Regions from separate parts of the Homo sapiens genome. Here region 1 is linked to region 2. Evidence: read pairs that join two places in POLR2A ChIA-PET (ENCODE). Cell type or tissue: OCI-LY7. All regions are shown on one strand. Each heading gives the region's core, and the rest is flanking DNA. Links, peaks and the distances in the headings are about the cores only.

Region 1 (14,958 bases), core at 4,411-9,410, 220 kb before region 2:
TGAGCTGAGATCACACCACTGCACTCCAGCCTGGGCAACAGAGACTCTGTATCAAAAAAGTAAAAATAAAAAAGATTAGAAGTCAAGAGGATTGGGTGGGGTCACCTGTACGCTGCCCAGGGAGCATACTAAACTGAGCCTGCTGTGTGACACACCTCCCGACAGAGGGAGTTCACACGCAGCCCTCCCAGGGGAAGAGACAGAGACCTACACAGCCACAGGCAATGCACACCGGTGTCTACTGCCTGCACTGATCAACCCATCATGCACAATGCAGCAGACAAACGGGGATCGTGAGACATTTTGAGAAAGCCAAGAGCACAAAAGGGAAGAACCAACAGGAAGGAAAAGAGCAACTGGCTGTGGGGGATAGGGAACAAAGGAAAAATTTTTAAATTTTTAAATCTAATAAAAAAAAACCTTTAGAGGGACTTGATAAAACATTTCCATAAAATAAGAACAGGTTGTTATGAGAAAGGAAAATAGCCCAAGAAGTATTTCTTGGAAATTAAAAATGCAGTCACCAACATTAAACCTTCCATAGAAGGAGCCGAAGAATAAGTCAAGGAAGTATCCCACAACTTAGATTAAAAGTCAAAGAAATGGAAAAGGCGAGAGAGAAACTGAGAAACACAGATGACTAGCAATACCAATATCTAACTAATATCAACCCAGAAAGAGAGAACAAAGAAACTTAAGAGCAGGAAATTACCAAAGGAATAACAGAAGAAAACTCCCCAGAGCTGAGCTAAGATATAGACCTTCAAAAAGAATGACCCACTGAGACAGAAGCAGGGGGGAATGAAAAAAGACCCACAGTTGTATAGTTGCGTATCCTCTTGATATTTCAGAACATTTAGGATAAAGAGAAGATTCTCAAAGCTTCCAGAGGTAAAAGACAAGTTATCAACAAAGGATCAGGAATCATTGTTGGCAGATTGGCATTAGCAACACTGGAAGGCAGTGAGGTAATTGCCTTCACAGTTCTTTTATTTTTATTTTTTATTTATTTATTATACTTTAAGTTCTGGGATACGTGTGCAGAACGTGCAGGTTTGTTACATACGTGTACATGTGCCATGGTGGTTTGCTGCACCCATCAACCCATCATCTAGGTTTTAAGCCCGGCGTGCATTAGGTATTTGTTCTAATGCTCTCCCTCCCCTTGCCCCCAACCCCCTGACAGGCCGCAGTGTGTGATATTCCCCTCCCTCTATCCATGTGTTCCCATTGTTCAACTCCCACTTATGAGTAAGAACATGTGGTGTTTGGTTTTCTGCTCCTGTGTTAGTTTGCTGAGAATGATGGTTTCCGGCTTCATTCATGTCCCTGCAAAGGACATGAACTCATTCTTTTTAATGGCTGCATAGTATTTCATGTTGTGTATGTGCCACATTTCCTTTATCCAGTCTACCGTTGATGGGCATTTGGATTGGTTCCAAGTCTTTGTTATCGTGAATAGTGGCGCAATAAACATACATGTGCATGTGTCTTTATAGTAGAATAGGATTTATAGTCCTTTGGGTATATACCCAGTAATGGGATTGCTGGGTCAAATGGTATTTCTGGTTCCAGATCCTTGAGGAATCGCCACACTGTCTTTCACAATGGCTGAACTAATTTATACTCCCACCAACAGTGTAAAAACGTTCCTATTTCTTCACATCCTTTCCAGCATCTGTTTCCTGACTTTTTAATGATCGCCATTCTAACTGGTGTAAGATGGTATCTCATTGTGGTTTTGATTTGCATTTCTGTGATGGCCAGTGATGATGAGCTTTTTTTCATATGTTTGTTGGCCGGACTCCTTCCTTACACCTTGTACAAAAATTAATTCAAGATGGACTAAAGACTTAAATGTAAAACCTAAAACCGTAAAAACCCTAGAAGAAAACCTAGGCAATACCATTCACGATGTAGGCATGGGCAAAGACTTCATGACTAAAACACCAAAAGCAATTACAACAAAAGCCAAAATAGACAAATGGGATCTAATTAAACTAAAGAGCTTCTGCACAGCAAAAGAAACTATCATCAGAGTGAACAGGCAACCTACGGAATAGGAGAAAATTTTTGCAATCTACCCATCTGACAAAGGGCTAATATCCAGAATCTACAAGGAACTTAAACAAATTTATAATAGAAAAACAACCCCATCTAAAGGTGGGCAAAGGATATGAACAGACACTTGCCTTCACATTTCTAAGGGCAAACAATTTTGTACCTAGACTTCTATACCAAATAAAAACATTTTCAGTATACAAGAAATGAGATTTCTTGTATATCTTTCTGATTTAAAAAGTGGGGGCCCTGTAGTACCAGCTACTTGGGAGGCTGAGGCAGGAGAATGGCGTGAACCCGGGAGGCGGAGCTTGCAGTGAGTGGAGATCGTTCCACTGCACTCCAGCCTGGGAGACAGAGCGAGACTCCGTCTCAAAAAAAAAAAAAAAAAAGTGGGGGCATGGAGGGTGAGGAGTGTAATCCAGCAAGACAGAAAAGGAACCTAGAAAGAAGAAGAGCTGGTCCAAGAAACAGAAGAGCTAAGCCAGGTATCCAGTGAAACAAAACCCCGGCAGGACTTGTGGGACAACTGTGTAAGAAACCTGGGAGAGAATCCATTCAAGTTAGAACAGAAAGTCAGAAGGTTCTGAAAAGCAAGTCTTCAAGAAGAAAGTTAATTCCATTGAACAAAAATAAGATGAAGAAACTGGAAGACCTCAGAGATATGATGAAGAATACGTATGTGCTATCCCTCAATAAATTTTTTAAGGCAGTTAAAAATTCTGGAGAAGGCAAATTGCTAAACCAGAAAGACATCATAAAATATTAAGCAAACTAAAATATGTCACGATTTTGAGCAATTAAAGGAAGATGAAGAAAGAGAACAATTTAACTATGAAGCTTAAAATAATCTCCTTCAAACAGCACAGGTGAGTCACCTGGGCTGACATCTCCCCTGCCGTGAGGTTCACTGTATCTTTCTGCCATGGATGAGGGTTACATCATCAGAATGTTGATAATGTTCTTTATTCATTTTCACTTTTAGAGTCAATGAATAGAAACTTACACTTATTACTTATAGTTACAGAATGTAATGAGGTAAAAATTAATGTTTTAGACTGTATAAGTAACAGGGAAGGATCAGGGAATTGATTTTTTCCATAGTGAAGGGGCAAGAAAGGTGTTTAATTTGTCCAATTGTATTATTTGCAGTTTTTGTTTTTTATGGTATGCATATTTTGCTTTTAAAAATTTTCAAGAAAGTGGTGCCATATTAAATATCTGAAGGTGTTTCACAGGCTGTCTCAGGCCTATAAGAATTCACTGCCTTTTCTGTTCTGTGCCTTTTACTATATTTTTATTTATTTGCCATTCTTCAAAGATTGCAATTTTAAATTGCTCAATATATTTTCTCAGTTGAAAATATCAATGTATTTATGTAATGAAAATGCCAATATGTGTGTATATATCTGGAATTAGCATAGAAATGATTAAAGCAGTTCAGCGTTGATCAATAATCGTATTTGATTTGGGATTTTTACTTTGTTTCCCTCGACCATCCTGTGCTTTGATATTTATTACCACCCACTGAGATTCTGGCCTCAACTAAATAGAACTTGCTTAAGGAAATTCAAAATCTAGCAATTGAATTCAAGTGGTGTTGCTCACAGAATGACAATACAGAATTAGGACTTGCAGAGTAAACAGAAACCCAGTAGATGGGAACTGCACCCTTGATAAAATGTCTCTTACTGCCTTGAATACAACCAAACATCACCAAACCACAGCCCCCGGCTATAAAAAACTTTTTTTCAATTATAAGGTCAGAGTCTTCTTTCAACTGCGCTAAGCAGTTTGACCAAAACGTGTATTTCTGATATGTGTGGTTTTGGAAGACCTAAGATTCTCAAGCCCCAGGGTTCAGAAGGATGCCGCAGTGTTTTGAAAAGTCCTCTGTATTCCACGTTCTGTATGAAGCTGCCAAGTTGCTCAGGTGTTCCCAGGAACAGAGAGGTGGCCGTGGGCCAGCCTCCCAGGGAGCCCAGATGCTGGCTGCAGGCTGTCTCCACACCCGTGCTGAGTGTCCAGCCCAGCCAAGGTATGTCTGCTTTCTGTTGGCACCGCTAGTGGCCCTAAGGAGACATTTCACATCAGAGCTAGCGTCAACCCTCCCTCTGTCCTCCTCACAGAGGACTCAGAACTTTCTCTCTTCTTCCAGAGTTGCTAAGGGAATCCGCACCCTGCTTTACCTCTTGCTAACTGAAATAAAAAAGTTTTCCAGGACAAGTGGCCTGAGCCCTTGTGATGATGCACAATAATCACCCGTGCGACAAGAGCATCCTTCATCTCGATGGGCCGGCAGGGGTGGTCCCTGGCCTGCTTCTAGGAAGAAGGAAAGGCCTCAACTCCCACAGTCATTAGGACAATCACAGGCAGGTGGGTTTTCTAGAGATGGTGAGAAGCAGCTCCCCTTATGGTATAAGGATCCGTGAGCAATCAGAAACCAGGGTATTCTGGGAGATTATTGGAAAGGCATACTCTGGGTACCATGGGTTCTATGGCTGCCATGTGCAAACACACACAGCGTGAAGGCAAACGACCAAGGGGGTATGCACAAATCGATGTGGCCTTGTTAGGGGTCTGAGAATCACTGGTCATTCTTTTTTTCTTTTTCCCAAGTTTTCTCATAGTCCCCATGAAAGGGGAATGTTTAGGGTTACAATGTTAATTTGCTTTTAACTGACATTTGCCCTGTGTCTGGGGTGTCTCTGCTCAGCTCACCTGCAGCATCTGATTCAGGCTGGACGTCCATAGTAGGCCCTCCAGAAAGACTCATGGGACACACAGCCCTGGCCAGAGCAGACAGGCAGAGGCCGACTCCAAATGTTCCTCCTTCATCAGGTGTTGGGGTAAAAGCGCTGTGGATGAGCAGGTTGACAGCTTGCCTCCTCACTGCAGTGCTGTAAGTAGAAGATGAATGGTGCTGCTTGTTCAGAGATAATTGACACAGGATTTTTCCACTTCCTTGCTTTGGCAGAGGCACAGTTTTGTTTTCTTTGACTCCAAGCTAAAATTTCCCCTGCCCCTTCTCTGCAACCTGCCCCTGGTGCCCTCTAAGCCCCTCCATGGTGTTGACCAGCCTGACCCCACAGCTTCTCCTCCTACCTCTGCCGCCTCTCTCTGCAGCCACATGGGGGTCCAGCGCCTGTTTCCCTCCTGCCAATGCTGCCATTCCCTGAACTTCAAGCGACCTCACCACAGACCTTCAGTGCCCCCTCCTGTCAACAGGAAGGCTCTCCTTCCAGCTCCCTTTCCTGCCACTCGTCTGCCTGATTCCCTGTCCATTCCTGGGGCCTCTGTGGACCCCACCCTGTGTGGGGTCTGTGCGAGTTGCCAGAGCCAGTGAGGAGATGGCTCTAGCCTCAGAGAAATCACACAGGAAGCCCTGAGTGCCTGGGAGACAGTGCTGGAGCAGGTACTAGGCCTGGTGGCAAAGCTACTAGCTCTCTTATAGGCTGGAGAGGTGGGGGTTGACTGTCATACATTGGAGGGCCACAGCTACATCAATAAGATACTGTTAGTGTTCTTGCATCATGGATGACAGAATTAAGGTTCAGAGAGGGTAAGTGACTTACCAGAGGTCACATAGCTTATAAGTGGCACATTCAAGGTTGACACCTAGGGTTTCCTAAAGGAAGAATTCTTCAAGGTGGGCCTGGCAGGACATATGGGATATGGAGAAGCAGAGAGCGGGGGCTGGAGAGAATGGCACAGAGAGGTGACAGGCCCTGGAGTTAGAACAGAGGTGTTGGTAGGTGGCTGTGCTCCCTTGGCAAAAGAGCACCAGACAGAGAGGGGGAAGGGTTCCTGTCTGAGAGGTCTCCACCGGCCTGTCCCTCATCCTCTGCTGCTTCCTTCACATGCACTCACACAGGGGCTTGGTGGGAATTCCTAGGACCACGTGCAAGGGAAATGCCAGGAGAAGCCGTGTTCTGGGGTATGAGAGCCAGCCGCTGAGCCCAACTCACGTCCTGTGGGAAGCCACCTCATGGTTAGGGAGTCACCTTGACCTTGTCTGAGACCTTAACTAGTTAATGTGCATGTGTTTGAATTCCTGCACATATTTTTTATGTTTGAATTCCTGCACACGTTTTTTTTTTTTACTTTCCCCTAAGTAAAAAAAAAAAAAAAAAAATGTGAGCAGGAACTCAAACATATTCACGTTAACTAGTAAAGTTAATGTGAACTCTCTCCTGAGCTCTTAGTTTCGAAGGGAGGTCATGTCTGCACAAGTCGTCTAAGGAACACTGTCTTTAGAGCCTGGTCTCTCCCTGCTGTGTGATGCGAATGAGAGTGGGCTGGCGGCCCCTGCTGTGGGCAGTGACTTTGGAGCGCCCTCAGGCACCCCGCACCTGGGCCTTGGGGTGGTTTTGAAGCCTAGCTATGCATCCACTTACCCTAAAAGCTTTTGACAATAGAGGGCCAGGCACTGTCTCAGGAGGCTCTCTTCTAGCTGTCTCGGGGGCAGCCTGCTCATTTTTGTTGAGTTATCTGAGTGAATTATTTTATTCCTTTTTATGTCCTGAGCAAACCCACATCCTCATTTTATTAGTGTATTTCCAATTATTGCATAATGATTTCCAGTTTAGCTTGGTCTGTGATATGAGGACACTTAATCAAATATCTGTACGATAGGCCTTTAAGTTCTCTAGGGCCAGAAGTTTTCCCATCAATTAAGCTTCAAAGAAATGGGTTTTAGGCTCATCTGCAACTGTGTTTTTGTGTTTCTTTTATGGCCTTCCTGCCTTCTCCTGGTGGCTTTAGAGATACCAGGAAATGTGACGTGGGACTAAGGTATTTATTAGTGGGTGTGCAGAGAATGGGTTTATAATGGTTATTACAACATTTTGAAGTGGCTGCCTTGAAGCAGGACAATTTATGTTTCCATTACAGTCACCTTATGAGCACCCCACACACACAGTTCTGCCAGGAGGGGACATCTACCCTGGATCCTGTGGACTCCCTGGGATCAAACCCCTGGAGGTTTCCTCTGGAGAGAGATTGACCCCCAGAACCTTCCACACACCCCACACTCACCCCATGCCTCAGAGGGATGAAAATCTGACCACTAAAATTCAAAGAGTATTTCTCTGCCATCCGGGGTGCTCCTCCCCTGGAGCCAGGCCAGGCAAGGTGCCATTCTGGGCCTTGACTCCTATAGCAATTACAGGACAGAGGTTATCAGCCCCATTTGACAGATGAGGAAATGAGGCCCAGGGAGAGAAGCCCTGGGCTTCCAGCAAGCAAGCAAGTGGGTGCTGCTCTGCTCTGAGACTCCCCATGCCTGGAACACGAGTGTGGGGGGAAACAGCACCCCACGCCCTCCGGCCTATCCTGTGAGCACTCATGCAGGGAAATAAGAGCAAAAGAGAGAACTGGGAGGATTCTCAAACCACAGTGACTCCAATCCCCATACTTTTTCACACTGAGTGGAGCTCCCTTCCCCATCTCTGAAGAGGAGAACAGACCCCAGGTCATCAAGCCTGGTCCTAGCCAGGGGCAGAGCTCTCAGCTAGAGCACCTCGCACTTGGATTTATTTGTCATGGTTTCTCTTCTGCTCTCACCTAGGCAAAGGGGTTGGATTTCACTGGAGGAAAGTTCCAGAGGAAGCAAAAGGGAAAGCCTGTGAGCATGGAGTATTCTTGTTCAGTTTACCAAGGGGCTGTCCTATGGCAGCCTGGACTCAGGGTCAAAGGAAACTTAGAGGCCATGCATGTCTCAGTAGAAGCAACTCTGGACAAAGCCATGTGTTCGTTCCTTTGTTTATCTGGCACATGTTTGTTGAGTGCTAGTTGTATGCCAGGACCCCCATTGGCTCATGTCGATGGTGGGAGGGACATGTGGACAAGTAGAGGAAGCAGAGATGATCGATGTTCTGAGGGGGTGTCCAGGGCTCTCAGAATACACAGGAGACTGAACCCAGCCAGGAGTGGTCAGGATAGTGACATGCAGGAAAGCCACGTGCCAGCTAAGACCCAAAGCCCTCCACCCCTCCCTCCCTGAGAGCAGGCCTGTGCCCAGTTGCCAGAGGTGTCCTATTCCTGCTCCCTATTCAGGGTTGCACTACCATGATAGGGCAAAGCAGTCATCATTCCATCAGTGACCACGTGTCTTGAGCAGATGCTGCAAGCCAGCCCTCTGCACAGCCCCACCGATCTGAAGAGGCTTGGAAAGGGGCGGGGGCAAGATTCTAGCTGTGGTGTTGTAGCCCCAAGGTGATGGTAGGCATGTTTAAGGAACTGAGGTGGCGCAGGGTCGCCAGAACGGGTGTGTGAGTGGGGAAGGATGAGGCTGGAGACATAACAGGGCAAGTCAGGGAGGGCGCTGCCTGGCTCCAGCCCGAAGGCAGTGGGAGCCCCCATAAGATTCCTCCAGCTACTGAGTGGGGGAGGATTGGTGGGGACATGATCGGAGGCATAGTGGTCATCCGGGGGTGTTAATGGCTTCCTGAACTACAGCAGAGGTGGTAGGAGTGGTGGGAAACTGGCACCCTAAGAGACACAGTGGTAGAAATGACCTGAGCCAGGACTGATTGGCTGGGGATGGGCAAGATGGTGAGGTAGTGCCAGGTGTGCGATTTGGGAAGCAGGGGGCTTGGGTGGAGGGGTTGTCGGCTGAGGCTGGGATGTGAAAGAAGGAGCAGTCTTGATGGTGAGTTCCATTTGGGCCATGTTGAGTTGAGGGGCCTGTGGGACAATGTGGGGAAATGTCAGGCCAACAGTGGGGTGGGACATCAGGAGCTCAAGAGAGGATAGTGGATACTGGGCTGGATAGTGAGTAGACACCGCTCCAAGCTTCCCCTGCACCAGCCTCGATTGAGGGAACCGAGTATCCATGGGGGAGCAGAGGGAAGTTTCTGTATAGCTTATGCCACTCCACGTCCCAAAGAACCACAGCTTCTGGGAACCTAGAAAAGCATGGGGCAGGAGAAGCAGCCAAATACTCTCAGCAACGACCACCTTTAAAAGGGCCTGAGAACACCAGGGTGGGAAGATGGAGCATGGTGGAGGCCAGTTCCATGGCCACTCTTGTGTTCTCCCGCAGGAGCCAGTCCAGAGTGTGCACTGGCATAAATGGGTCAGCACACCCCACCAGGGCCTCTAAGCATGGAGCAGACAGGAATAGGGGCACACACCCGGGGGGTCATCAGGGCCAGGGCCAGTGAGTGACCCGAGTCATCTAGAAACATGACTCAATCGACATTTACACCTGCCAATCAGACATCTCCCCATGGGTGACCTGGGAGACCTATGTGCACACCAGGGACCCAGAGAGTTAAGCTCACACTCGGATACATCCTGTGATGGAAAGACACCCCTGGAGCTCTCCTGCCAGAAGCCCTCCGCACGCATACTCACCACCCAAACCCCCTCATCTAAGGCCACACAATTTTAAGTGATCTGTAGGCAAGAACCATGACTGTCTTCACATTTGATCTCCATTTCTTCAAACAGTATCCTATCCTCCAAAATGCTCACTACCTAGCGCCTTAAAAGTCAAATCAACTCCACTGAGTTGGCTCACTTTTTAAAAGATGCTTCTCCAGCTCTTATGTTTGCTTTCTGATGGAGGGGACAACTAGCCTTAGCTACTTGGAGCATGTTGAAAGCTCTGAGTGGTGTGCAGCATCGACTCTGTAACATCCAGCCTGAAACTTGGAGGCATAAGCTGGGAAAATGTCCTAAGACATGGGTGGCATTTCAAATGTAATTATTGCTGGTATTCCCATTTGGCAGCCCAGCTTTCAAGCCAGCCAACTCCCTCATTTTATATTTACTTTTAGTCCCACACTATTTTCTGTGATCCATTAGCTCTAGGAAGTCATTTAAAAGCTATAATCACGGCGCTTTGCTCAGGTGGATGCAATCCAGATAAATGGACCCAGATCCACTCCTCGAAGAAGCCTCGGGCTCCAATTCAGCGCTAATGCACCCCAATTAAACAAGCAGAGCCAGCTGCCCCCGTGAGTTCTACCTCATCTGCATTTAAAAACTAGGGAAAGTGTGGGCAAGAGTCCGTTGCAGAGGACGCTTAACAGCCCGCTTCCTAGTTGGAAAATGTACCTTTGGCCTTGCATTTGGGTCACAGGTGCAAGAAGCCCCCACCTAGAATGCAATCATGATGTCCCTCAATGGTTTGCCTCATCATCCTGGTGCACGCTGTCTGGAAGTAAGCTTGCCCACCACAGCCCCATGCTGGTGCAAGGGCAGGTTGGGGGCTCTGGGCCTTACCGGAGAGGACGATATCCCAAATCGAGCACTGTGGGCCTGCAGCCCGCCATCCCCGAACACAGGCCTGTGCCCAGTTGCCAGAGGTGTCCCGTTCCCGAGACAGGGGTGTGTTGCTGTGATAGGGCAAATCATTCATCATTCCATTAGTGGTCACAGGTCTTGAGCACATACTGCGAGCCCTCCATCCCCATGGATCTGGAGAGGCCTGGGAAGGGGTGGACACAGCCCCTGCCCCGGGGTACACAGTGTGGTCATGGAAATGGTGCTCACTCTCCTCAAGCATTAGATGCTACATGCCTAGAAGGGCTCAAGGGAGACAAGCACAGGCTGGGGAATCAGAAAAGGCCCCAGGGAGGATGAAGGACCTGGCTGGCTCAATAGAAAGACAGGCACACAGGGTCAGGCCTGCAGGGAACCATGGGACAGAACTGGCTGTAGGGTTGTTTAGATGGAGTGGGCAGGAGGATGTGTTGAAGAAGATGTGGGGGCCCTGATGACAAGTCTAGGCAGTGACTTCATCAGTCAGCCTCTCACCCCTGCCCTGGGTCAATGGGGGCAGGGAATAAAATCCGTACCATCCTTTTCTCACCCTCCTTAACAGAAGAGCATTCACACAGCTCTCAGCACTCAACGCTGACTGCAGAGGCGGCTGTGGTCAGGAGAGGGGAGCAGGATGGGAGAGAGACAGCCAGAAGGGAAGTCGCTCAGCCAGCTGTGCCCACATCTTCTCATGTCCTGGGGCATGGGCTTCTGGAGAGCAGGGCTCGAGCCTCGCCCCCTTCTCCACCCACTTCACACCTCAGCGTAGTGGAAGGCAGGGTGGGGTCAGTGCTTGTTTGTTGAGTGATGAGGACTGTTCAGGGCTGGCTGTGCTCATTCCCCACCCCACCCTTGCCTCCTCCCCGAGCTGGACAGCCCAGCTTTGCTGGGGAGGATGCGGCAAGGGTCAGGGACAGTTCCAGGGCCTCAAAATGATGAGGGCTGCTGTCCCGTGGTTATGGTTTGGAGCTCTTCACCTTGTGCCTATTTGGTCTATGTTCAATCTGGGATCTAGAGTTACAGTAAGTCCCGGTAGTAATTCACATGCTCATGAATTCACAGAGCAGGGTAAGCTATGGGTTGCCTATCTCTGCCAAGCCAGATATTTGGAATGGTTATAAATATCTCCCACTGTCAAGTAGAGGTCCCTCTGCTCCCTCAATGCAAACCACATAGCTTGGGATCCATTAGTTCATTCCAAATAATTAAGAAGCACCCCTCATGGGTGTGGTGGGTATAATAATTCAGAAGGCAAAACTCTTCCTGTCCCAAGGATCCCAGTGTTGGTGCATCAGGGCCCATCTTCTTGGTGGGCATCACACTGCATGCTGGAGGAAGAATCAGCTTTATAGGGCAGTTAATGTTGAAAGTCAAGTGCAGAATTTGGACTCTGATTGCCACCCCCCCCAAGAAAGGGGAGGGGAGAGCTGTTCAGGGAAGGCTTTCTAGAAAAAAAAAGAAATTGAAGCTGTCCCCAGGGGACAGTTTAGGGGTTGATAGGGGGACATTTCAGGTAGAGGAGGCCAACCATGCAAGGCCTGGAGGGAGGGAGGCTGGGCCTGTCCGGGGGTGGCTTGCTGGCCAGTCAGGCATGACTGGACCATGAGGGGAAGGGGCAGAAAAGTCCATCTTGATTCCTCCTGGGCAGGAGACCCTTGACGTCTCTTTTTGTGTCACGTGAGCTGAACAGCCAGGGCCGTGAAGGTCGAGTCCCAGCCGTGCCTGAGTCCATACTTCAGTCCTCAAACCCTTGAGAAGCCTAGGAGGGGAGAGCAGGGCAGACGAGGCCAGGGCATGGCCTGTGAGAGGCTCCTCAGGCCTTACACATTGGCCCTGTGTGCTCAGAGGTCTCCAAGGAGGCCCAGTTTTATGTCAGGGCCCATGACAAACCCTCACCAAGAACAGACTAACTGAGCACCTGCCTCCATACCGATACCTCTGAGCCAGGAGCCACGGCCAGCCACGCCTTCAACATGAGGAGGTGGTGCCGTGTCAGCACAGACCGCCAGGTGTTTCGGGAGCCTTGCTCACAGTGTTTGTGTAGGACACCCCAAGGTGTCCTAGCTCCTGGACTAAGCCTCCTTTAGATACCTCTGGGAGCTGAGTATTGGGTGAGGCCAGGACGCCCTGGGGCAGTGGGGATCCCCTGACTCTTAGGCCTTGTATTCTTCTCCTAAGGCTGCTTGGCAAAACCCACACCCCCACCCAGCCTCCTCCCCAGAGACCCCAGGCCTCCTGGCAGCCCTGGGTTGAAGGGATGCCCAGCCCAGGATGGCAGAGTCTCAGGGACCAGATGAGCTGCCGCCACTTCCATATCAGTGACCCTCTCCTGTGAGCCCCGCACCTTCCCACCCCTCCCCCATGTACCTAGGCCTGGGCTTGGCTGAGGACAAATACTGTCTACTCAAAGCAACTGCTGTCTTTCAGACATATTGAGAAACATCAGGTTACCTTTTTTAAATAAACATATCATTGAAGCATAACACAGAGAGAAAATGAATAAGTCATAAGTGTATAGCTCAGTGAACTTCCACAGAGAACATATCTGCGTAACCAGCACCCAGATCAAAAGACAGAATCTTACCAGTGCCCAGACGCACCCCACACCATGCTCTATTCCAGTGTGACCCACCCAAGCATACCCACTACTCAGGTGGCCTTTTGAAAGAGGAGAGGGCATGACTGTGACAAAGCAGAAGGGTGGCTAACACCAGCACTGCCACTTAGAGGGGTGCCCAGGTAGAGGGGAAACAGGGAAGAGAGCAGAGGCCATGAGGTAAAGAAAAGCTTCATGTGAGTGTGGAAGAGAACGACCCAGTGAGCGTGGCAGGACCCTCGCCAACTGTGACTGGAAGCTGCATGTAGAACTTGAAGCAATCACCTAGGAACTTGTCGTCATGGTAATGGATTCAGATGCTTTATCAGTTTGGAACTCGGCTGCAATATCAGTTTGGAACTCGAACCATTTCTAGACTCTACGCCCAAAGGAAGACAGACTTTTGAGTGGAAGCGATACAAATTACCTGTGGAGCAGAAAACAAAGATCTCCTGTTGGCACTCAGGCTTCCTCCTGCTCTAGGTGAGACCTCGGGACCTGGGTGGGGCCTGGCCCTTCCAATGCCTCAGAGGTCAGACATGGGGCATTGAAGGGCCCTCTTGGCTCAGGCTGGGGTCCAGCTCACTCTGCCCTTCCCAAGAGCAGCTGTACTCATGGCTCTGTGTCTGAGGGCCCTGAAGAACATCCTGCAACATAGATCTTTCCAGATTTCCTTTCCCTTCAGTCTCAGACACTACCCTCTGCCTGATGCAGGAGGCCCTGCGCAGTGCAGGTCAGCCTCTGCCTGACGTGGAGATGCCCTCGCTGGGTGTGACTCTGCTTGCTCCAAAGGGTACCTTGCTCTGGGAATCGGCTACAGGTCATTCCTGTCAGTTAAAAGACCTGGAAATCCCATCTTTGTGTTCCCTACATTTCTCAGCCCTGGATGAGATAGATGACCAGCCCAGACGTCTGGATTTCTGAGCCACAGCTGTGGGCAGTAAAAGGCAGGATGTGCCAGTGTGTTAGTGACAATAAGATTTGCCCAGTAAGGGGCCCCTATGCCTGGGCAGGGTTTCAACGTGGTCCTTGTGCTATAGAGATTCCTGTCCTCTCCCATCACAGTTAGAGCTGGAAGGCTGGAAGCAGGAGAGAAAGGAGGTGGAGATGGGCAGAAAAACAAAACAAGAATGTGGGGCACAAAAGGACAGGCAGGCAACGGCCTGGCTGCATCGCCATTGCCCGGGGCCCCAGGCCTCTCACTGTTCCTTGGCCTCAGTTTCCTAATCAATAAATGAGGAGCCTGGACTACATCATTCCAAAACCTTTATCCCTGCTCCTGGGCACTATGACCTGGGATTTGTGATGGGCCAGCTGCATAGGAGCCTCCAAGAGGCAAACAGGGTGCAGGATGGGGCTGGGGCTGAGCTGCCGCCACATGTGCAGTGTCACTGGGATGCACACCCAGATCCACAGCTGTGTGTGAGAGTGTGAGTGAGTGTGTGTGTATGTGTGTGCATGAGAGAGAGACAGACAGAGAGAGAGAGACAGAGAGAGAGAGGACACCTGCACGTGCAAGGACCTATTCTCCAGTGTCCTCTCTGCACCTGAGCCTATACTGGGTGCCATGAGCCTCCAAAAGAAATGAAAGAGTTTCTCACCCCAGCCTTGTGAAACTCTTACCAGAGTGTTATCCTCACCAAACACAGAGCACCATTCGTGGTAAAAACAAAAATGGAGGTGAGAGTGTGATTGGCTTATTTAGCTGATGGCTCCTGTTTTTATTAGGAGCCATGACATCATCAAGTGGCATTTCTTGAGCCTCACTTACCAGATGATTTCTCAGTATTTGCCCTTCTGCCTGGAAAGTTCTTTATGAATATTTTAACCACATTTTCAAAGCATAAGTCAGAAGACAGGTTAACACATTCTGAAGCAAAACATGCTAATTCTGTGACACGTGATCTGCACCATATCCACAGGGACACAGGTGCATAGGGCTCCTGCTGGGATCTCAGATGGGAAGACCCTCAGGCTGCAGGCCACTGGCTCCGCCTCTCCGGCCCCAGGTGTTCTCTGAGCTGTGTACA
Region 2 (14,958 bases), core at 3,434-8,433:
TGCCCACTGCCTTCAACAACAGCAGGACTTCACACCTCTGCACCCTTGCCCATGATGTCCCTTCTGCCTGGACTGTCCTTCCTTCCCTTCCCTTCTCTGCTTGGAATAGTTCTTACAGCCTTCAAGGCTCAGCCAGACCCTTAGCTCAGTGAAGCATTCCCTGAGAGCCCCAGGCAGAATGATCGCTGGCCCACATTCTGTCCTATGAACAACATATTTGGTGGTACTCAAGTCTCACTGCTCTTCCACACTCTGAGCTCTGCAGAGGACAGATGTGGAAACTATTACCCCAGCAGTGTCCAACAGGCACATAGTAGAGACTCAGAAAATGTGTATTAAATAGCCATGTGGGGCCAGGCATGGTGGCTCATGCCTGTAATCCCAGCACTTTGGGAGGCCGAGGCGGGCAGATCATCTGAGGTCAGGAGTTCAAGACCAGCCTGGCTAATGTGGTGAAACACCATCTCTACTAATAAAAAAAAATTAGCCAGGCATGGTGGCAGGCGCCTGTAATCCTAGCTACTCAGGAGGCTGAGCAGGAGAATCACTTGAACCCAGGAGGCGGAGGTTGCAGTGAGCCAAGATCTCACCATTGCACTCCAGCCTGGGCAACAGAGCGAGACTCCGTCTCAAAAAAATTAAAAAAAAATAAACAGCCATGTGGTCACTATGGCAGCACATTTACTAAAATGTCAGCTGGAAAGCTCGTGATGCGCAAATAGCCTGCATCATGAGAGGGCTGGCTGTGCTCCAGCCTCCTTCCATTTCTCTGGACTCCCATGTGACTGCGGACATAGCTAAATTTGACTCCCAGCCTTGGTGCAGCAATGCCATTGGGAAACTCCTGCATATATTTACACATGCAGGGATCCTTTTCAAGTGATTCTCCATTGGGATCCAATTTCCATCTTTAATCCACTGTCTCCTTTGCTGCAGAATTCCCATGAATCTCTAGCATCCTCCACAAACACCCTCACGCTCCAAGTGACATCCCTTGGTTCTGTATGGGGGATATCAAATGTCACAGGTAATTTAATTTGCTCAAGAGAATATTGGGAGATTATTTATCTGTGTTCTCTAGAAAATGAGGGCTGTAGTAGATCTCGCTGATTATATTACCCCACTGAGAGGCAGAAATAATCCTGAAGATGGCAAGTTAAATCACTACTTTGTAATTTACTAAAACAAAACTAATATCCAAAGAAATGTTTTCTCTCCCATTTTATAGCAATTTCCCCATTAAAATGTCTTTGATTGCAATTCATAACGATGAATAAAGCAAAGCAAAAAGGATATCTTCAGCCGGCCAAGAAACTTCTTCTGAACACTAATGATTTTTCCCATAAGCAAAACACTGGGCATCATTTCCAGAGAAGCCACAGCCCACCCAAAAGGGTGAGTGGGAGTGAACAGGGTCACACTGCATAAGGAAACTGTTCCCCTCATCATTCCTGTTGCCCAAAGGAAGCCCCAAGTCCTCTTGGCTGAGTCTGAGGCCTGGATGTGTGTGTTCTTTCTCGTCGTTACCCACACACGCACCCCACCCTTCTTGCTCAATTAACTCAAGGTCATCTTTCAGGTTCTCAGCTTAAACATGCCTTCCCATGGTGCAAGACTCCCTGCCCATGTACATTTTCCTCACAGCACTTGTCAGTTTACAGCAATGCTTTCATATGTGTGGTTATTAAGTGTCTGTCCCCAGTAGAGTCCAGGAGCCATAGCATCTATTTTGCTCATCATTCACCTTCGGTAAAAACTTATTGTATAAATAAACAATGAACAAGGACAAGATCAGGGTCTTAATGTCATAGGTCAAGCAGCCTTTCTCAGAGGCAGCACATGCTCTCCCTAAGACAGCCTGTCTTAAGTCAGTCCCCAGTGGCCCAAGACTGACCCTTGTCACCAACCCTTCATTTATAACTCCCTTGAGTGAGACTGGATGCCTGTGATGGTTGATTTTAGGTATCTGCTTGACTGATTAAGGGATAGTCAGATGGTAAAGCATTATTTCTGGGTATGTGAGGATGTTTCCGTAAGAGATTGGCATTTGAATCAATGGACCCAATAAGGAAGATCCGCCCTCACCCAATGTGGGCAGGCACCATCCAAATGACTGAGGGCCTGGAGAGAACAAAAAGGCAGAGGAAAGAGGAGCTCACCCTCTTTCCCCACTGGAACTGGGACATCTGTCTTCTCCTGCCCTTCGACATCAGAACTCCAGTCTCTCCGGTCTTCTGACTCTGGAACTTGCACCAGTGGCCTGCCAGTTTCTCAGGCCTTGGACCTCAGGCTGAGAGTTGCACCATCAGCTCCCCTGGTCTGAGGTTTTCAGATTCGGACTGAGCCATGCTACCAGCATTCCAGAGTCTCCAGCTTGCAGACAGCCTGGAGTGGGACTTCTCAGCCTCCATAATCATGTGAGCCAATCCCCCTAATAAATTCCCTCCCACATTTCTTTCTTCTTTCTCTTTCTCTCTCTCTCCCTTCCTTATCTCCTACTGGTTCTGTCTTTCTGGAGAATCCTAATACAATAGCTCAGGGCCACTTATCCGTATCCTCAGGGACGTACATCCCAGCACTCTCCCAGACACAGTCTTGAGGCCCCTCTAAGGAACACCAGTGACCATAGGACAATTAGCATTAGGCATTTCTCTAAGAAATCTGGGGTCCGCTAAACCAGAATCACCTACCCACCCATGGGCAGCTCCATCTTCCCTTACCTGTCCCCACCCATACATGCAGCCTTCATCTTACAGGCCCCTCAACATTCTTCAGAGAAAAATATCATCCCTAAACAACCCCCTAAAGCCTAAAGCATATGGAGAGATGTTTCAGGGTGACCCTGGCTGGGCTCATGAATGGCAGGCTTCACAGCCTGGAATGACAGCCCCCAGGTATCCACCTGCTGAGACACTGAGGCCTCTCCCAGGAGAGGACTTGTCCTGAGACAAAAAGGGCCAGGCACGATGAACTGGACCCAGAGACAAACCTGGCAGTAAGAGAGGAGGCATGGCCAGCTCTGTCCCTGGTGATTCAACCTGGGTGCAAGAAAGAAGAGAGCTAGAAATTGAAACCTGAGAGCCTCTCTCATGCAAACACTGCAGTGCTAAAGGACCCCAAACACCTGACTACAGGACCGCACAGCTGAGTCAAACACAAATAAGGAAGAGGTACCTTTCTACTTCTGCATGAGCTCAGGGCCACATGGGTAAACCTGAAGTACTCTAGAAAGTGGCTCCAGGGAGAGATGACAGTGCCCTTCAGAACAGGAGCCAGAGTCAGCAGGGCCCATGGGACCTGACAGTGCCCAGCAGACAGGACCTGGAGCAAGGAGAAAGAACACAACTGAGATACCACCATGGTCCCCATCTCAGCCTGCCCGTGAACATACAAGGGAATCATAAAATGTTGGGGGAGAGTGTGCTGGGCACTGGCTCCCGATGGGGCTGAGTGTCAGGGAACAGATGTGAATATGTTGAGCCAGGATAGGGTTTAGACCCCTGGTTACTTTAAAAATTTTGTAAAATCAAAATGGCCCCCAGAGACACAGGCCTTCCAAATCTAAGTCCAGAGAGACAGGTTTGTGGATCATTATTAAGCTGCTGAGAAAAGGTATAAACCAGTAGAATATTAAACATAAATCAAACAAATGAAGCTGCAGTCCCATTAGTAATGAGGAGGCTTGGACGTGGGCCAGCAGCCCCTAAGTCTTATGGACACTGAGTTCAGAGTGGGGGAGAAGAGACAGGGAAGGGTGAGGGCCTGAGCGCCACTCCCCTGGGCTCCTAACGCAGCTCTCCCCAAACCCTCTGCCAGTGGACCTCAAGCTAAAGAAGGCAGAAATGGGAGTCTTGTTCACAGCAGGTAGTGAGTACATGTTTGTGGAGTGAATGCGGTGTTCTAGTAGTTGCATGCTCTGACACTTCAGCCAAGTGGGGAGATAGGAAGAGGGGGAGAAGATAGAAGGGGAGCGAGGAAGTGGGAGAGGGGCAAGCCCCTCCCCTCCAATAAATTGTTACTTGGCCAGGCTGATCTCCTGACGAAGCAGTCAATGATGGTAGATGGGATTTTCCTGATTTGGAATTTGGATTGAATCCCAAAACTCAGGACACTGGGAGGAAAGTCCCACTCTAAAAAGAGCACCTAGGCAACCTGAGCAGAACTTACTAAGATGTGGCCAAGTGGGCCCTTCATCTAGCCACCCTGTCACCCCTCCTGCCTGTAGAAGAGAGGCTGGAGGAGACACTCTCCAGCCTTTTTAACACTTACGTTATGAAAAGGGAATTCTTAGGAAGGGGCAGAGTATTGCGGAGTGTCCCTTCCCAGAGGGGACAAGAAAAGGGGTGCAGCTCCCACACCTATGTGGGGCTTGAGTGCCACTCGTGACGGGCAGGGGTGCCACCAAGAGGGGAGACTCCAGTTCACCTGCCTAGATGGTTTCCGAACTGTGGAATTCTAAGTCCTGGTGCTGCCGCAGGCCTAAAAGTATGGCAGATGCAGAGGGGAGAGGAGATAATAAGACAAATGTCTATTTCCACACAAGACTGAGGCTCTCAGAGGTCACATGAAGTGTCCAAGATGAGGTAAGCAAAGTGGGCTCAGCCACCTGTCTCCCTGCTGCTCAGGAGGCAGACGCCAACACCTCCGAGTGTTCTCCCGCTCAGTGGGCCAGGCACACCCTGAGGGCCACACTGCCAGCCCCTTCTCCCATTCGCCCCTCAGGAAAACTGGACACGGGCCCATCTTCCAAAGCACTTGCCATCCTTGCCCCAAAGGCCCCTCTCTACTCATCTCCCAGGGCCAAAGGACCAGGCTGGGCTGCAGTGGACACCAGGGGCAAAGTCCAGGCCATTGTGCAGACCCCCATGGGAATCCGAGCACCAGAAGGCAGAGCCAACAGTCCCCAGCACTCCCCACCCTGCACACCGGGGCGGATAGCCTTTTATGGCAGATAGCCTTTGTGAAGGGCAAGGGAAGGCCAGGCTGACTTCTGCCCCCTGCCCCATTTCACCTCCACCACTGTGACCAAGACGCTCCTGCTACAGCAGAGCTCGGTGCCAAGCCTGAGTGGGAAGGAGGGACACCCTTTTGTTTTATAAATCATTTTTCTGAGGGAAAGCATAAAATTGAACCAGAGTATTTGAGTCAAAATAATTTGAAATGTTTTGACCCAGGGCTGTCAGTGTGGAATGAACAAAGTTCAAGCCCCAGAACAAGCCTCTCTGCACCTAAGGCCAGGCTCTGCTATTCACTGTGATCACCTTGGCACCATTGGTTTATTCAGTGAGCATTTACTGAGCACCCTTGATATCCTGGAGTACAGCAATAAACCGGTTAGATGTGGTTCCTCCTAGAATTTATAGTCCAGCAGCTGCAATACCAGTAACGAAGTATAGACTGTGATAATAATAGCTCTTATTTCCTGAGCACTGACTCTGCAGCAAGCATGATTCTCAGCATTTCACATGGATTAACTCACCTAGTCCTTTAAGGGAAAGTCCTGTTATTATCTCCACTTTATGTATGAGGCACAGAGGGAGTAAGTAGCTTGTCCAAGGTCACACAGCCAGTGAACGGGGAGATCAAGAACAGCCACCCCAGGTGTGTCTAGGTCTAAGGCCTTCCTCTCAATCCCCTCACTCTGCACCTTTTGTGATAAGACCTGTAAAGGAAACGGGGTGATAGAAAAGAGCGATTGGTGAGGCCATTCTTGCAGAGGGAAATCAAGGAAAGCCTCTCTGGGAAGAAACAGAGACCTGAAGGAAGTGAGGAAGGGAGGCAGGACAGTGTGTGTGGGGAGGCTTCCAGGGAGTAGAAACTGCTACACAAAGCCCCTGACTCAGAACCAATCATGGGCACATTCAAGGAATAAAAGGCAGGCTCGGGGAGCCGGAGTCCAGGGGAGAAGGAAGACAGTGGGTCAGGGTGAGGCCAGACCCAGATCTCCTTGGTGAAGAGGGAGGGTTTGATTCAAAGCACACCAGAAGCCACTGGGGAGCATGCTCCGATTCACTTGGGTAGAAGGTGGGCTGGGGCAGGACCTCAGACACCGAGTCACTGTTCCTCACCTACTGATGAGGCCCTGGCCTGTTCCAAGGCCTTTGAGATCACACAAGACAAAGTCTTATTGCTGGTGGAAAACAGAGGCCTGGTGCACTTTCCTGGGCTGTAACAGGAAGAAGCTGGCGCCTCTCAGGGTAGTCACTCCCAGGGGTGCCCAAAGGCCGAAGGCAGCACTGCATTCACCCTGGGGTGGGGGGGGGACACGCAGGTTTATTTCTTGGGTGAGACCAGAGCTCTAGCTGCCAGTGAGAATGCCTCTGAATCCAACTGGCAGACAACGTGGCACAAGCTCTCTGCCAAGCTGGCCTCTCCTGCCACTAATTTCCTATTTGGGGCAAAAAAATATCGTTTCCCTCCTGGACCTGCAAGGACCTGAATGCAAATTACACCAGCTTCTGGTTGTGCCTTGAGACTCAAGGCTTCCCTGGGCAGTTTGGAGTTGGGGGCGAGAGGATACATGGATACATGCTGATCCCAGGGAAACTGTGGGTGAATTTTTTGGCCTCAGGGGATCCTCACCTCTCATGCCAAACACTGAAAGGGTTTGCCCCCACACACCCCCCACGTAGCTGGACACTGGGCCAGGGCATGTTGGGCTGGAGAAGCAGGCTCAAAAAAAAAAAAAAAAAAGTTCCTTTGAATGTGAATAATACTATTAATAACAACAAAACTTATATTTACTGAGACAGTTTCATTTAATCTTCACAATAACCCTATGAGATAGGTCATATTTTTACGCTCACTTTACAGAGGAGGACATGGAGCCCCAGAGGTGGTAACTTCCCCAAGGTCACACAGACGGTAGAGGCAGGATTTGAACCAGGCCTCATGAGACTCAAGAGGCTGTGTTCTTTATGCCTCACCAAGAAGCCCGGATTAGGTTTATCTCCCACTGAATGCCAACGCCTCATGTAACCTGATGAACAAGAACAGCTAACACTGATTTAGGGCTTAGTAGGTGACAGGTGTGGCACTAAGCATTTGCCACGCATTAGCTTGCTCAATCTTCACAGGTGGATTCTATTATTACCCCCCAGTTCACAAATGAAGACGCTGAGGTTTAGAGAGGTTAATTAGAGGCTCCAGGGCTGGGTCACAGGGGAGTGGGGATTCAGGCTCAGGGCTGTCTGAGCTACACAGCCAGGCTGTGTGTTTGTTGCTGGGATCCCATTACCCTCAGGTGCTCTGGGGCAGACTGGGACTCCTCATCACCCCACCCAGGGAGGCCAGTTTGGAGCTTTTGGTCATGAACAGGAAAGCTGAGCCTGTCTCTGGCCCAGGCTGAGAGCAGCCATCCTGGGACATGCACCTCCCAGAGAAATTGCTCCAGCTTCAGCTCTTCCAGGCAGGCCAGCCAGCCAGGCTGTGCCAAGGCCAATAAACCCAAAAGAGAGGCTCCAAGCCAGGCAATCCCTCCACACAAACCCTGATGTTCATGCCTGCAGACCAATTGGTTTCCCACTATCCTCCTGTCCTGTGAGTGACCCAACATACAAATAAGGAAGTAAATTGGGCCAGACCCTACCCCCAGCCCTCCTTAAGAAGAACCACCCACCCATGGGAGTCCCCTGCAGCCAACCACAGCCCACACTAGGCCTTGCTCAGCACCCCCAAAGGAGTGGAGGCAGAGTGGTGGGCCGGCAGGTGGACAAGATGTCAGGCAAAGGGCTGCGGATGCACCAGGACCACCTAAGGGCTAGAATGAGGCCTGCAGAGCTAGCAGGGGCCAGGCAGTGCAGGGACACCGCCCACTCTCCCAGCCCTGACACGGAGGTACAGTCAGCAACTTCCCCCTCCTGATAGGCCCACACCTGGAAGCCACATGGAACTGTGGGTGAAGCAGCTCTGTTGGCTCCCCAGGGCCCCCCAGTGCTCCTGCAGACAACCATCTCCTTCTCCAGCTATTTAGTTCCGCCTTCTCCTTTCACTTCCCTGGTACTAATATCCCACCTGCCAGGTCTCTCCGTGTGCCCAGACAGTGCTGAGCCCTCACACGTGTTCATGTTAATCTCCACAATCACCTCAGGAAATAGGAGTATTATCTCCATTTTTACAGATATGGAAACGGAGGCACAGAAAACATAAACGCTTTGCCCGTCATTACCGAGCTTACGTGTGGTGAAGCCAGGATGAGACCACCTTTGTCCCATCGCACAGCTCTGTGCCCAAATCTCCCAAGACCGGCCCCCAGGGCAGGTCAGGCTGTGGGAACAAACCTCCTTCCCAGGAAGCTGCACCTTCTAGCTTCTCTCCCTCTCCCTCCTGCCCCAGGGGCTTCTTGAGAAGTAGAGGCTCCCTGGGTTAGAAGCTCTTGACTGCCCAGGAAAGCACTGATGCAGAGGCCCTAACTCAGACACTTCAAGCTCCCTGGCTACAGTGCGGCGGCATCAGCCTCCCCAAATGTTGTTTACTAATAAATCCCCGAGAATTTATAATAAAGTTGATGGGGCCTAACTGATGGGCCTAGGACAAAAGGGAGCCAATTACCCAACACTCTCTGCTACAATCTTAAAACAGATGTTTGAGCGTGTAAAATTATGGCTTGTGGTTGGGAACTGCAGATACGATTCCAACCTTCCCTTTTACTGCCACTCATAAATGTTAAATGCGATGAGCTCTACATCTGAAATTCAGTTGTTGCCATTTTGTCCCACGTTTCTGAAGCCAAGGCTACATTTTAGAGTTGATGTCCTCATAATTTACTCAACTCCTGTGAACAACATGCAGAAAAGAACCTTGCACGACACACAGCAGAGGACAGACATGCAGCAGAGCCCAGGCCACCCGGGGCTCAGCCCTGACCACCCGGGTCCTGGGAGGAGAGGTAGAGGGGGTCGCCAGCCCCTGTCTTTCAGAATTTACAGGTCAAGCGATGCAAACCTGGACCAGCAGGCAAGGCCCCTCCCATCCCTCCAGAACCCAGATCAGCCTGATTCTTGGCACGTATATACAGGCCAAGTAGGAGGGTGGGTTCATGCACATTTGGATGTGATTTGCCTACAGGTTCTCTGGAACTTTCCCAGGACTCCCATAGTGGAGGCTCCAGGAAGCCAGTCATGCAACCAGTTCTGCTCCCAAGCCTCCTTACACAACTGCCCATTGAGGAACTGGGGAGACACAGAGGTAGGGAGAACAGCGAAGAGTCTGCCCCAACAATTCTCAACGCAGTTCCTTGGCATTCTTCCTCAAGCCCAGAGCCCTTCCTGGCAGGCCAGCTGCTGTGCCTGCTCCAAGGGCGATCCTAGAAACCCTCAGCCAACACGGCCCTGCCTGAGCATGTGTGCCCTGGAAGTCCCCAAGAAACCCACAGGCAAAGGGGGCTGTAATGGTTTCTGTCCCCTTAAAAAAGATATGTTGAAGTCCTAACCTCCAGCACCTCAGAATATCCCCTTATTTGGAAATAAGGTCTTTAGAGTTAAGTTAAAATGAGGTCATTAGGGTGGGCCCTAATCTAATCTGGCGTCCTTATGAAAAGGGGATATTTATACACAGGGACCTGCAGAGAGGGAAGACTATGTGAAGAGACACTGGGAGATGGCTCTCCATGAGCCAAGGAATGCCTGGGACTACCAGAAGCCAGGAGGGAAGTGTGAAGCCAATTCTCTCACAGCCCTGAGAAGGAACCAGCCCTGCTGGCCTCTTGATCTTAGACTTCCAGCCTCCAGAATTGTGAGAGAACAAACTTTTGTTGTTTAAGCTGCCTAGGCTGTAGTACTTTTTTATGACAGCCCTGCGAAACCAGTACACTCACTATCACTGGGCCATCTGGCACTGACAACACAGCTTTGCACTTGGCCCATTGCAGATTCAGGGCAGAGGCGCATCCACCCTAACATGAGGCTCCACCTCCAGGGCCCAGGAGGGGCCCTAACAAAGTATCCACATGATTCCATGGTTTTGGTGTAGTGTAAACTGGGCCATTTTAACACAAATAGAGCTAAAGAAAAGGGAAGTTTACTCACCATCAGCTCTGCCTATGAAAGAAGAAAAAGGCCCAAGAAAACAGCATGAAGGGGACATCCCCAGAACCTCTAAAGAAACCCTTTAACACACTGCCTAGCTTGTCCCCCAAGGGCCCAGTGTGAAAGGGAGGTAGGGATGTCAATCCACGTTTTCACCAGGAGGAGAAAATGACCAATGATAGCACATGTAGGTCCACTAGGAACAAAGCGGGCGCTAAGTAGAAGACACACAAGGGACTGGCCTGAAAGAGCAGCGTCCGTGTGTACTTTTTTTTTTTTTTTTCTTCTCCTGAGATGGAGTCTCACTCTGTTGCCCAGACTGGAGTGCAGTGGCATGATCTCAGCTAACTACAACCTCTACCTCCCAGATTCAAGCAATTCTCATGCCTTAGCCTATGAGTAGCCTACGAGCAACTGGGATACAGGTGCGCATCACAACTCCATTTTTGCATTTTTAGTAGAGATGAGGTTTCACCATGTTGGCCAGGCTGTTCTCGAACTCCTGACCTCAAGTGATCCAACCGCCTCAGCCTCCCAAAGTACTGGGATTACAGGTGTGAGCCACCGCCCCTGGCCCCATGTGTCCTTCCTAAGAACTGTAGCCCTGCTATTGGGCCCTGACCCTGCTGGACTGTATCCTCTGCCACCCGGGAGGGACCTATTCTTCTTTCCCACTTGCTTCAGAGAAAAAGTGAGGTCACACATTATCTGGGAACTGCCTTGATCACTGCTATTATAAATGGGGGCCAACCCTTCCAGGGGCAGCTCAGCCACAGAGCTATTTTACAACAGAATGTGAGACATTAGAGAGGCTAGTTGAACGAGGATAACAGCCAGCATGTCTTATAGTGAGCACTCCCAGAGCCCACTGGGGTCTGAGCCCCCTAGTTCTGCCCTCATCCCAAACCACTTGCATCCTCACAAAAGCCTCTCTTCCTGTAAACCCACCCAGTCCTTCCCCTTCACCCTCAACTCCCTGTCCCTTGAGGGCCAGGCATTGGAGGAGAAGGGCTGTGTCCTAGCTTTAAAACTCACCATGGCTGTCTAGGCGTGGTGGCTTATGCCTGGAATCCCAGTTACTCAGAATGCTGAGGCAGGAAGATCACTTAGAGCCCAGGAGTTTGAGGATGCATTGAGCTATGATCATGTCACTGTCCTTTAGCCTGGGCAAAAGAGTGAGACCCTACCTCTAAAACCAAACAAAAACTCAACATGGTTTACCAATACCCTAAGGAAAAAATCAAGGCCCTTTGTCTAGGTACAAATGAAGCCCTCATTTGTCTCAATATGAAAGATACAAGTGTTCTGAGCCCCAGGAATTCCCTCCATCCAATATTTCAGGCCTCCCTGAGATGTTGCTTACATGGATGACTTGGCTGCTGTCTAACAAGGGGCACCAGGCATCAGCAGGTTCCATAGCCAGGCCCCAGAGCCACAAGCAGCCCCCAAGATGTGCTACACCTGCTGAACTTCCTGACCCACTCTCCTGCCTATTCAAGCATGCCACACTTAGGCAGCAGTGCCCCCCAGCAAGGGTGCCTGGGCCTAAGGCATTGTGACTCAGGGGCCAGCTCTCTCCATGCCCACACCCAGATGCCTTCAAGCTGCAGGGGCTGGGGTAAGGATGCCCTCCTCCCTCCTGTATCATGAGGCCAGATTCCTCCCCGCCAGGGACCCTTTGCCCTTTCCTAGAATCTGACTTTGCTTGTCACCACCCCATCTCTGATGGTGTCTATCATCTTGAATATCACAAGGCTCCCTTTTCAAGAGCAGCATCCTCCTAACCCCTATATCAAGCAGTGACTGCAAAAAGAAGGCGGGGGAGCCTTTTATGTGACCTCACCCACTGACAGCATCTGTGCTGCAGGCCCCAGCTAGCATCTTGTCAGCCTTATCTCTCTCCTTTCTCTGCCCTGAGCTTTCTACTCCAACTACTGGTCACTCCCTGCATGTCTGTGGTCCAGCTGTCCCCTTTGCCTCCAGCTCCCTCACCAAACCCTCTCTCTACTCACTTATGCAACCGACATGCACTCATCCTTTACCCCCGCACCGCTCCTGGCTACCACCTCAGGCTGCTCCCTAGCTCCTTGTACTTCTCTTATTGCTACCTTGCACGTTGATTATTAATTATCTATTTACCTGTAGGCCCCGCTAGACGAAGAGCTGACCGCTCAGAGAATGGTTACGAAAGGGACAAACAAGCCAACAAACGAAGTCCAGTCTCCCCATTTGTTGTAACCGCCGGGTCCCCTTTGGTTGCCATGGCACTTGAGGCCAGAAAGTCCTCAGCTCCCAGGTGAAGTCCTCCACCAGCTGCCCATTCCTGGGGGTGGATGCCGTGACAGCCACGCCAGATTGTCAGGTGATACTTATTTTGTAAACTCAAATTAACAGGAAGCAATTTCATTAACAGATAGTGCTGCTTGAGGAGCTCCAATTTAGGGCTTATTTTTAGTGTCCTTAAAAGCTGTGTGGAGCAAGCTGAAGCGCTGGATCTGATTTAATGGAAATTGACTGACATGCATGTCTCACTCGGGTACATCGGAGACCCTGAGGCCTTTCCCTTGGGCTGTGAAGGCCCCTCCAAGCCACAGAGCCATTCTCCACTTTGAGGACAGGGGTGGAGAGGGGCAGACAGGGGTGCAGCTTGGCTTGTGGGTACCATTAGAGAAGGGACCTTAACCTGGCAAACATCTCCTCCACCCTGGGGAAGCTTTCCACCTGGCCAGGAAAAAGACACACGTGGATAAAGAAGTCACAGACGTGCCAACTACTCAGCGAGGCCAGGGAGCCAGGAGCATCATGGAGATAAGCCAGCCGCCCGGAGAAGAGCTGCTCCACACACTAGCACTGGCCACAACCAAGCTAGGGCCAAGTCACATAGCCCACAAGACACAATGTCCTGTGTTCAGAAACAGTTCCAGAGAGATACCAAACTTTCTTTGGCATTTCTTCAGAAACGCTTGTGCCTCTCCCTCTCCTCCTACTCCTCACCATTGTACTCAGCCTCGCTCTTTCCACCTCCCGCCCACAACCTCCATCACCCGCAGCTGTTTGTGATGTGAATCAGCAGCCCCAGTTATTTCTCCTTTACCCGTCACCCGGACTCTCTATCCACAGAACAAAAGCAGCAGGCTCACCTGGGAGCTTGTTAGAAATGAAACTCCAGGACCCCACTGAAGACCTATGGAATCTGAAACTTGGAGGGCGGGCCCAGTCATCTGTGTAACCAGGCCCCCAGGGGATTCAGATGCACACTCGAGCCACTGCTTTACCTCAAAGGAGAGCCTGGGAGCTGGTCCACAAGGAGATTCCTCCCACCCTTTCTCCTCCACCTCTCCTGTGTTGTCTCTTCTGCCCATTTTCCAGATTGGGCATTATAGAAATCTGCAAAATAAGATGACCAAGACCGAACTTGTAGACAGTGATGAATGCCAAGGGGCAATCCTCTTTGAAGGAAGGGGGGAACCCTCATACACCAAGAAATCTTGTCTTTTTTTTTTTTTTTGAGACAGAGTCTCGCTTTGTCGCCCAGGTTGGAGTACAGTGGTGCAATCATGGCTCACTGCAACCTCTGCCTCCCAGGTTCAAGCAATTCTCATGCCTCAGCCTCCCAAGTAGCTGGGATTACAGGCACCCGCCACCACACCAGGGTAATTTTTGTATTTTTAGTAGAGACGGAGTTTCACCATGTTGGCCAGGCTGGTCTCAAACCCCTGACCTCAGGCAATCCACCTGCCTCAGCCTCCCAAAGTGCTGGGATTATAGCATGAGCCACCACACCCGGCCTTCTTGTCTCTTTTATGCCATGCATATTTGGCCTCTCCACCACAAGTTAGGCAAGGAAATAAAACTGGGCCTCAGGAGCCTCACACGGAGCCCAGGCATTCTGAAGCTCTTCCTCACTTTTCTACAGCAGATGTCCAGGATTCAGAGGCAAATCGCTGCTTTCTAGGAGTCTCTACCCACAGCTACAGAACTCCACCTTGAACAGGGGTCAGTGTGTTGTTCCTGCTCCTTGCTGAAGCTACTAATAGGATCACACGAGGCTGAGTCCATTGGACTGGCTCAAGTCAAAAGGAAAGAGGGACCTCCGTTCCTCCATCCAGGTGGGATGGATTCACGTGTCACCCCAGGGGCAGGAAGCAGCACTCCCTCCCCATCCGGGGACTATGACCATGTCACACGGGAGGGCGGTACATCTTTGGTTCTTAGGTTGACTTTCTACCTTGTTCCTCTGGAGCCTGGGCTCCTGGTGGGGTAAGGACAAGAAAGGCCAGGAGGCTATGGTAACTCGGACTACTTATGTCTGGGTCAGCTACTCTGCACTTTAAAGGGCAAGTTGCACACCTGTTGTGAGCAATACCTTTGTTCTTCCTGTCTTCAGTGCCTTCCGCATGCATCATCTCACATGCCGGACAGGCCTGGTGTTACCCCCGTTTTACAGGCGAAGGAACTGAGGCTCCTATAGGTTGTCTTTCTCAGTCAAAGCACAGTCCATGATAGGCATCTCCTGGGAACTTGATAGAAATGGACTCTTCGCCGGGCATGGTGGCTCACACCTGTAATCCCAGCCCTTTGGGAGGCCAAGGCAGGTGTATCACGAGGTCAGGAATTCAAGACCAGCCTGGCCAAGATGGTGAAACCCCATCCCTACTAAAACTACAAAAATTAGCCGGGCGTGGTGGCAGGCACCTGTAATCCCAGCTACTTGGTAGCCTGAGGCAGGAGAATCGCTTGAACCCGGGCAGCAGAGGTTGCAGTGAGCTGAGCTCGCGCCACTGCACTCCAGCCTGGGTGACAGAGTGAGACTCCATCAAAAAAAAAAAAGAAAGAAAGAAAAGAAAAAAAATGGACTCTTCAGCCCCACTCTGACCTGCTGAATCAGAATCTGCATTTTAGCAAGATCCCCAGGTATACTGAGAAGCACTGG

What was found. Peaks named below come from ENCODE experiments on the same cell type or tissue, not always from the same donor. Only the 100,000 strongest peaks of a DNase experiment are listed, where the experiment ranks them.
Region 1: POLR2A ChIA-PET joins it to region 2 with 6 read pairs; 2 of 35 experiments call an interaction of 5 or more read pairs at or near these places.

What each region holds. Positions count from the first base shown.
Region 1 is chr5:133,332,464-133,347,421 of GRCh38, reverse strand. All of the region lies in intron 4 of FSTL4 (follistatin like 4), which reads left to right. Among named protein-coding and RNA genes, the nearest start is that of CTB-3M24.3, 48 kb to the left of the region's middle. RefSeq lists a silencer at 5,301-5,488 and enhancers at 5,856-6,355, 14,716-14,958. In OCI-LY7, for the core only: no CTCF peak of the experiment used is centred there; no DNase peak of the experiment used is centred there.
Region 2 is chr5:133,111,688-133,126,645 of GRCh38, reverse strand. It overlaps LOC105379178 (a long non-coding RNA gene), which reads left to right and starts at 2,161. Exons shown (of 3, transcript XR_948792.2): 1 at 2,161-2,417; 2 at 12,171-12,387. In OCI-LY7, for the core only: no CTCF peak of the experiment used is centred there; a DNase peak (open chromatin) is centred at 5,375; H3K27ac peaks cover 839 bases.